Linked DNA regions of Homo sapiens: region 2 is linked to region 1. The links are chromatin contacts, found by Hi-C or POLR2A ChIA-PET in ENCODE. All regions are on one chromosome and are shown on one strand. The core of a region is the stretch at or near the end of the contact, and the rest is flanking DNA. Distances in the headings are between cores, read along the strand shown. Region 1 overlaps TRPC4AP (transient receptor potential cation channel subfamily C member 4 associated protein). Region 2 overlaps MMP24-AS1-EDEM2 (MMP24-AS1-EDEM2 readthrough).

Region 1 (4,677 bases), core at 775-3,274:
GTGGTAGTGCAAAAGTGAATGTATTTTGTGGTAATTATTGGTGTACTTTTCTGTATGAAGGTTATACTTCAGTAACAAAGTCTATAAAAATACACACATAAACACAGTATGTTGGTGATGGTATGGGTAAACAGACGCTCATACTTTGTTCCTGGGGATATAAACTGACAAAACTTCTTAGGTAGGTAAACTTCAGATTTATAAACAATAAAAAACATACGTTCTTGTTCCAAAGGTATATACTCACATGTATACAAAAATATGTAAAAGATCTTTACTGCAACCTTGTCTGTAAGAGAAATGGTGTGGAAAAATTATAAATGCCAGTCAACTGGGGCCTGGGTAAATAAATTATGGCACAATCACACCAGGAAACACTAACCATTTAATTTTTTTTTGAGAGCTCATCACCCAGGCTAGAGTGCAGTGGTATGATCTTGGCTCACGGCAACCTCTGCCTCCCGGCTTCAAGCAATTCTCCTGCCTCAGCCTCCTGAGTAGCTGGGATTACAAGTGCCTGCCACCGTGCCCATCTAATTTTGGTATTTTTAGTAGAGACAGGGTTTCACCATCTTGGACAGGTTGGTCTCGAACTCCTGACCTCACGATCCACCTGCCTTGGCCTCCCAAAGTGCTGGGATTACAGGCGTGAGCCACTGCGCCCGGCCTAAAATTGTTTTAATTAAAAAAAAAAAAAGAAGAAGAAAGAAGGTACAGAATAGTGTAGCCGTGTATATGGTATATCACTCTATGTGCGGAGAAAATAAACTAAGGTGGAGGTGGTGGGGAATATTTACACACACACACACACACACACACACACACACAAAAAAAACAAAACATCTTAAGCAGGACACACAAGAAACTAGTAATCACAACTGGTTCTGAGGAGGGGACACTGGGAAATTTAGAGATGTACTTTTCACTTAGTATTTTTTTAAAAAGGTATACACCAATTTAAATAAATGAATTCTTCTGAAGTAAAAACTATGCTGCTTCAACATGTAAATGCCGCTAAGCTTCTAAAAGTTAAAATCTGAAATGTTATAAATTCTGAAATCTTTCCTATCTCCCATTTCAAAAGTTAAATTCCCAAACCATTAAGCAGTAGTAACAGCAGTAGTAATAATAAATAGCTACTTACATCAACACCTCCAAACAAGTCAAAAATGTAAGTATTTGGATAAGTGGTTTCTTGGGTAAGTTTCCTCTCTTCAGTAACAAATGCCATAGCCTCCATGGAGAGAAGAGGAGAAATTTCCTAGTTTTTTTAAAAAAAAGTACATACATTGTTTTAGTAACCAACACAGACCAGACACTAAAGCATCAGTTTGAGCTTTAGTCCCAACTGGAGTTCCCATGAACACAAAGACAGTCCCCAATGAACCACACTTCCTAGTATTCAGGCCCCTGTAAAGCCCCTTCTCACACTAAATCTGGGCTGGTATGACACACCTCAACTAACAGCATGTGGTAGAAGTGACACTAGGCCACTTCCAGCACAAGCCTTAAGAAAGCCAGGCTCACACCTGTAATCCCAGCACTTTGGGAGGCTAAGGTGGGCGGATTACTTGAGGCCAGGAGTTTGAGACCAGCCTGGCCAACATGGCAAAACCCCATCTCTACTAAAAGTACAAAAATTAGCCGGATGTGGTGCTACACACCTGTAATCCCAGCTACTCAGGAATTTGAAGTACAAGAAGCACTTGAGCCACGGAGGCAGACGTTGCAGTGAGCCAACATAGAGCCACTGCACTCCAGCCTCGGCAACAGAGGGAGACTCTGTCATTAAAAAAAAATAAAAAGCCTGACAGACTTCGCTCTTGCCATCCTGGAACCCAAACATCATGCTGTGAGAACACAGCCAATGGGGAGGCCATAAGGAGAAGAAATGAGGCCAAGAGCAACATCCTTAGTTGATCTCCAGCTGACAGCCAGCACCAACCTGCCAGGGATGTGAGAGAGACCATTTTGGACATTCCAGATATCTCAGTACCACCCTACCCAACAGCACATGAAGCAGAGGAGCCACTCAGTCAACCAAGAATTGTTGACAGATAAATGATTCTTGTTACTTCCGGCTGCTAGGTTTCGGGGTGACTAGTTCTGTAGCAATAACCAAGTCACTGCTCAAATATAATCTCCTGCAGGAAGTCTTCTTGATTTCCCCCAACCAGAAGCATGCTCTTCAGACCCCCAAAACAATCTACAACTCATTTGTAACATTTAGCACTTTTACTTTGCACCTATTTACAAACCATTTCTTTTTTTTTTTTTGAGAGGGAGTCTCGCTCTGCCACCCAGGCTGGAGTGCAGTGGCGCGATCTCGGCTCACTGCAAGCTCTGCCTCCCGGGTTCACGCCATTCTCCTGCCTCAGCCTCCCGAGTAGCTGGGACTACAGGCGCCCGCCACTGCGCCCGGCTAATTTTTTGTATTTTCAGTAGAGACGGGGTTTCACCGTGGTCTCCATCTCCTAACCTTGTGATCCACCCGCCTCGGCCTCCCAGAGTGCTGGGATTACAGGCGTGAGTCACTGCGCCCGGCCAAACCTATGTTATTTCTTCCCTAGACTAAACGTTCCTTGAGGACAACACAAACAGATCCCACTTTGTATTCCCCACAGATTCCAAGACAGAGTATTTGATACAGCACACATAGGGTAGTAGTTCTCAAACTGACGGCCACAGAATCCTTTGTTCATATGGAACAAAGCTAAGAGGAAAAAAAATCTTACAAGAAAACCTAAAACATAGTAAGTTTCAAATAAGTACTTACTTAATGAATAAAGAAATGATGATCACATAGCAAAGATATACAAATATTAATTTCCCTCCCCTTTAACTTCACCTCAATCTCCTGAGATTTTGCAAGAAGCAAATAATGTGCAACTCTTTGAAAAGCATTTTTAAACAAGTTTAAGAAGCTATAATTATTTCTATCAGACTGTGAGATTCAAAATATGAAAATGTCTCTTCTTAAACGTAAAGACTAAGTTTAATTAGTTTCTATTACATTTTAAAATAACTTACTATGTGATATAATAATCAAAACTTCACCTCTGAAGAACACTGTCATTCAGTTTCATTACGTTCAATATAACTTACATGGTTTTTATTTATTTATTTTTGCTGTTTTTTATTTTATTATACTTTAAGTTCTAGGGTACTTGTGCACAACATGCAGGTTTGTTACATATGTATACATGTGCCATGTTGGTGCGCTGTACCCATTAACTCGTCATTTATATTAGGTATATCTCCTAATGCTATCCCTCCCCCCTCCCCCCACCCCATGCCAGGCCCTGGTGTGTGACGTTCCCCACCCTGTGTCCAAGTGTTCTCATTGCTCAATTCCCACCTATGAGTGAGAACACACGGTGTTTGGTTTTCTGTCCTTAACGATAGTTTGCTCAGAATGATGGTTTCCAGATTCATCCATGTCCCTACAAAGGACATGAACTCATCATTTTTTATGGCTGCATAGTACTCCATGGTGTATATGTGCCACATTTTCTTAATCCAGCCTACCATTAAATGGACATTTGGGTTGGTTCCAAGTCTTTTGCTATTGTGAATAGTGCTGCAATAAATATACACGTGCATGTGTCTTTATAGCAGCATGATTTATAATCCTTTGGGTAAATACCCAGTAATGGGATGGCTGGGTCAAATGGTATTTCTAGTTCTAGATCCTTGAGGAATCGCCACACTGTCTTCCACAATGGTTGAACTAGTTTACAGTCCCACCAACAGTTTAAAAGTGTTCCTATTTCTCCACATCCTCTCCAGCACCTGTTGTTTCCTGACTTTTTAATAATCGCCATTCTAACTAGTGTGAGATGGTATCTCATTGTGGTTTTGATTTGCATTTCTCTGATGGCCAGTGATGATGAGCATTTTTTCCTGTGTCTGTTGGCTGCATAAACGTCTTCTTTTGAAAAGTGTCTGTTCATATCCTTCGCCCAGTTTTTGATGGGGCTGTTTGCTTTTTTCTTGTAAATTTAAGTTCTTTGTAGATTCTGGATATTAGCCCTTTGTCAGATGGGTAGATTGCAAAAATTTTCTCCCATTCCGTAGGTTGCCTGTTCACTCTGATGGTAGTTTCTTTTGCTATGCAGAAGCTCTTTAGTTTAATTAGATCCCATTTGCCAATTCTGGCTTTTGTTGCCATTGCTTTTGGTGTTTTAGTCATGAAGTCCTTGCCCGTGCCTATGGCCTGAATAGTATTGCCTAGATTTTCTTCTAGGGTTTTTATGGTTTTAGGTCTAACATTTAAGTCTTTAATCAATCTTGAATTAATTTTTGTATAAAGTGTAAGGAAAGGATCCAGTTTCAGCTTTCTACATGTGGCTAGCCAGTTTTCCCAGCACTATTTATTAAATAGGGAATCCTTTCCCCATTTCTTGCTTTTGTCAGGTTTGTCAAAGATCGGACAGTTGTAGATATGCGGCATTATTTCTGAGGGCTCTGTTCTGTTCCACTGGTCTATATCTCTGTTTTGGTAATAGTACCATGCTGTTTTGGTTACAGTAGCCTTGTAGTATAGTTTGAAGTCAGGTAGCGTGATGCCTCCAGCTTTGGTTCTTTTGGCTTAGGATTGTCTTGGCAATGTGGGCTCTTTTTTGGTTCCATATGAACTTTAAAGTAGTTTTTTCCAATTCTGTGAAGAAAGTAATT
Region 2 (4,677 bases), core at 1,441-3,940, 50 kb after region 1:
ACATGTAGGTCTTCTCTCTTCCCCTACACATATCTATATTTTACTTATAGAATATAATCACATTACAAACTTTTGCAAAATAAGTGTTTTGTTGTTGTTTTGAATTCCATACCCCAACACTGTAGGCTTTTCAGGGGATTTTCTTCCAGACTATTTTCTTCTACTTTCATATTTATATCTTGCCTGCTTGGTTCCTGCATGGATGTGAGATGGCTCTCACCTTTGACCCTTTCAATCTATTCTTCACAAAGCAGCCAAAGCGATCTTTCTAAAATACAAATCAGATCATGTCACTGCTCTGCTGTAAATCCTACCAAGGGTTCACATTCCAAGTAGAAAAAAAAACCCAAACTCTTTCCTGTGGCTTACACAAAACCCTACATGATCTAGCCCCTGCCTACCTCTGGGACCTTATCTCTTCCCACTTTTCTCCTTGCTTGCTCCGCTCCAGCCACACTGGCCTTCTGTCTACCAGATACACATTCATGGTTTTTTTCTCATTAAAATGTAAGCTCCATGAGAGCAAGGCCACTGCTGTAACCCTTGGGCCTAGCAGAGTGCCTGGCATGTGAAAGACATTCAAGAAATATCTGTGAGACTAAGCAGGACTGCTTTGTTAAGGAGTCCCAGGTTTGAATATAGGGCTATGGGACTCTGGATTCCCCTTAAAATCTATTTTAGTGTCTCACAAAACTTTTCGCTAAACTCACCTTTTCAAAGTCACCTATTCAAACAGATCAAAGATCTCCACTGTGGGAGGAATGCCAAGGGCCGGGGTCAAGATCCCAAGGAACTAATTCTAGCTCTACCTCTACTAGCTGTGAGATCTTTAGCAAGGCACTTAGCTTCTCTGTTCTTTGGTCTCCCCATCTGTAAAATATGAGCATTATGTATATCTCCAAGGTCCCTTCTAGTGCTGATATGTCAGAACTCCCAAAGCTCTACCCTTAAAGAGGCTTTTTAGCAGCAAGGGGAGACTCTTCCCAGTTCTTGGGGCCATGCAAACACTTACTGTTGCAAATCCGCACTCCACCTTGCTGATTTTTTCAATGGATTCCACAGCATCTCTTCCGAGTTCTAGGAGGGTGGGATCCCCCGTGGCACGGTAGAGGTACATTGCGCTTTCAATAAGTTCTGCAAAGTCCAAAGCAGACCCTCCTCACTCAGTGGCTGCACAGAGATGGCCTGGGGCCTCTTAGGGCCGTGAGGGACTACTCCCCTCCATATCTTGTCCATAAGGCCCCAACTAGCAGGAACACAGGATACCTCACCCAGTGCTGAGTTTCAGAGCCAGTATACCCAAAGCTTGAAGCTCAGTGGAGACCAGCATTAAGGCTGACCAGTGACTTCCACCACAAGGGAGAGAAAGGTGGCCAGGTTCTGGCATAGAGAAGGTGGCGGAGGTTGTTGCCTAATTCCCAATATCTGTTCCCCGCTTCCTCCTTAGTAGCAGGATTCCTAACTTTAGCTAAGCACAGGCTGCCTGGCTGCCAACACTAACTATTCTAACAGCTAGGTGGGATTAAGGACACCATGGCGAGCCATATAAGCCCAGAACATGAGAGAGAAATACATTTCTATCCTAATTAAGCTACTATTTTTTTTCCTGTCACTCAGAGTCTAACCTAATTCTAAAACTCAAAAGAAGAGTAAGAGCTTGGCATCATAAGGCTCGTTCTAAGATAGGATGGACCAAAAGAAAAGGCTGAGATATCCAAGAGCAGGCCAGGCATGGTGGGTGGCTCATGCCTGTAATCCCAGCACTTTGGGAGGCCAAGGTGAGAGGATCGTTTGAACCCAGGAGTTTGAGACCAGCCTGGGCAACATGGCGAGATCTTGTCTCTACAAAAATTAAAAATGATTAGCTGGGTGTGGCATGCACCTGTAGTCCTAGCTACTCAGGAGGCTGAGGTAGGAGGATCACTTGAGCCCAGGAGTTTGAGGCTGCAGTGAGCCATGATTAAGCCACTGCGGCACTCCAGCCTGGATGACAAGAGTGAGACCTTATCTCAAAAAATAAAAATTAAAAAAATAAAATAAAATAAACCACCAAACCGTCAATCTAACAAAGACGTAGTCATCAGTTCACTGTGGCCAGAAAAAGTGATGTTTTGTCTTGCCCAATTCTATGCCACAACTGGAACTTGATGTTAAGACATGAGCTCTACCTTAAGATGAATATTAGCCAACAGGAGTGGGTCCAGATGAGAATATTTATTCTAGAGATAAGGAAATCCAAAAAAAATGTGTTTATTGCTTTCAAATACCTGAAGAACTGTTGTAGAGTTGACTTCAAGGGTGGCCTCAGCTCAGTATGTTTTTCTACTTCATCCATCTTTTCTAAGAGACAGAAGAACCCCTGTCTCCTTTCTATACCATCATCTCCCCCTGACCTTCTCCTGTCCTGTTTCCTCCTGGGCTTGATCAGTGCTTCTGTCCCTTTTGGCTTATTGCTGCAAACTCTGGTTCTTATTTTATTCCGTTAATTACTTTTTTGTGACAGAGTCTCACTCTGTCACCCAGGCTGGAGTGCCATGGTGCGATCTCCGCTCACTGCAACTCTGCCTCCTGGGTTCAAGGGATTCTCATGCCTCAACCTCCCAAGTAGCTGGAATTACAGGCATGCGCCACCAGCCCTGACTAATTTTTGTATTTTTAGTGGAGACAGGGTTTCGCCATGTTGGCCAGGCTGGTCTCAAACTCCTGACCTCAAGTCATCCGCCAGTCTTGGCTTCCTGAAGTGTTGAGATAACAGGCGTGAGTCACTGCACCCAGCCTCTAGTTCTTATTTTAGAGAAAAGGTCTCTGCCTATCTCCCCAGTTCTCTCTTACTTCCTCCTCCCCTCTCCTCACAGGCCTCTAGACAATTGCTAATCTAATTGCTCATATTCTAAGGCACAGACTAGGGTACATTCATTACTAGATGAACACATTCTGTGTGTTCAAAGGCAGAAAAGACAGTGCCCTCATGGGAGGCCTCCTCTTCTGCTTCTTTTTTCGGCTTCTTCTTTTTTTTTTTTTTTTTTTTTTGAGAGGGAGTTTTGCTGTGTTACCCAGGCTAGAGTGCAATGGCATGATCTTGGCTCACTGCAACCTCTGCCTCCCAGGTTCAAGCAATTCTCCTGTCTCAGCCTCCTGAGTAGCTGGGACTACAGGCACATGCCACCGTGCCCGGCTAATTTTTGTATTTTTAGTAGAGACAGGGTTTCGCCATATTGGTCAGGCTGGTCTCGAACTCCTGACCTCAGTTGATCCACCGCCTTGGCCTCCCAAAGTGCTGGGATTACAGGCGTGAGCCACCACACCCAGCCCTCTTCTGCTTCTAGCAGCTGGTGGGCCAGTGCCCTCATGACCAGCCATCACGCTTCTCTCCTCACATGTGGGCCTCCTAAGCATGTTAGTTATTGCTTTACTTTCCTGTGCATCTGACCAACTCTGTCGAGCAGTGGTCCCCAACCGTTTTGGCACCAGGGACCAGTTTCATGGAAGACAATTTTTCCATGAACTGGGCTTGTAGGAGATGGTTTTGGGATAATTCATGTGCATTACATTTATTGTGCACTTTATTTATATTATTATTACATTGTAATATATAATGAAATAATTATACAATCCACCATAATGTAGAGTCAGTGGGAGCCCTGAGTTTGTTTTCCTGCAACTAGACAGCCCTATCTGGGGTTGATGGATGACAGTGACAGATCATCAGGCATCAGCTTCTCCTAAGGAGCACACAACCTAGATCCCTCACATATGCAGTTCACAATAGGGTTTGTGCTCCTATGAACGTCTAATGCCACCACGGATAAGACAAGAGGCGGAGCTCAGGCAGCAATGTGAGCGATGAGGAGCAGCTATAAATATAGATGAAGCTTTGCTTGCTCACACGCAGCTCACCTCCTGCTGTGTGGCCTGGTTTCTAACAGGCCATGGACTTGTACCGGTCCACGGCCTGGGGGTTGGGGAATCCCTGCTCTAGAGGAAGGAGACAGCCCAAAGTTCAGATTTGGACTTAGAGGAAGGTAAAAGCCTGCAGAGGCCTTTAGGCTAGGCTCTGTGCTCCAACACTGCTGATCAGAGAGACATATACGAAAGTACAGGGCTCTGGCCAATTTAGTGAAAGAGTAGTCCTTATCTCCTATTTGCCATTGTTTTGGGGTAGGAGGGATGACTGGATTAACGCACTCCTGGATTCCTGACAGCGGTGCCTTATGTTTTTTTTTTTTGGAGACAGGGTCTCACTCCATTGCCCAGGCTGGATTGCAGTGGCGCCATCATGGCTCACTGCAGCTACGACCACCTGGGCTCAAGTGATCCTCCCAGGTAGCTGGGATGGGACTACAGGCATGCAACACCACTCTTGGCTAATTTATTTATATTTCTTATAGAGACAAGGTCTTGCTATGTTGCCCAGGCTGATCTTGAACCCCTGGGCTTAAATGATCCTCCTGCCTCAGGCTTCCAGAGTGCTGGGATTACAGGCATAAGCCACTGCATCTGGCCAGTAGTGTCTTACTTTCCATGAATGCCTTCCTGCCAGCCTGTCCCAAATGGAACAGGTTGCCTCTGTTAAGTAGCAAGCTCCTTGTCACTCGTGGTAACTAAGCAAAAACTAGATAACCACTTGACAGGGCCATATTAGGAAAATTCCAATTAGAACACCTCTCAGGTTCCCTC

Evidence for each region. Hi-C counts contacts between places; a loop is a spot of excess contacts on that map. ChIA-PET counts read pairs that join two places held with the same protein, here RNA polymerase II (POLR2A). Pooled maps may share reads with other maps.
Region 2: a loop to region 1 is called in a map of Ramos, with 3 times the contacts of the local background. The contact joins two enhancer-like sites. A Hi-C loop is called at or near these places in 1 of 168 maps with a recorded cell type or tissue (Ramos) and 1 of 50 pooled maps. POLR2A ChIA-PET finds 5 or more read pairs at or near these places in 2 of 52 experiments (HEK293 and T-cell).

The regions. Positions count from the first base shown.
Region 1 is chr20:35,068,152-35,072,828 of GRCh38, forward strand. It overlaps TRPC4AP (transient receptor potential cation channel subfamily C member 4 associated protein), which reads right to left. Exons shown (of 19, transcript NM_015638.3): 3 at 1,145-1,261. Among named protein-coding and RNA genes, the nearest start is that of TRPC4AP, 22 kb to the right of the region's middle. RefSeq lists an enhancer at 2,187-2,356. Within about 2 kb of position 2,025, at least 3 of the 41 ENCODE cell types and tissues checked have a DNase peak (open chromatin) inside an H3K27ac peak, as active enhancers do.
Region 2 is chr20:35,117,586-35,122,262 of GRCh38, forward strand. MMP24-AS1-EDEM2 (MMP24-AS1-EDEM2 readthrough) reads right to left here. Exons shown (of 15, transcript NM_001355008.2): 14 at 1,013-1,134. EDEM2 (ER degradation enhancing alpha-mannosidase like protein 2) reads right to left here. Exons shown (of 11, transcript NM_018217.3): 10 at 1,013-1,134. Among named protein-coding and RNA genes, the nearest start is that of TRPC4AP, 27 kb to the left of the region's middle. Within about 2 kb of position 2,691, at least 6 of the 41 ENCODE cell types and tissues checked have a DNase peak (open chromatin) inside an H3K27ac peak, as active enhancers do.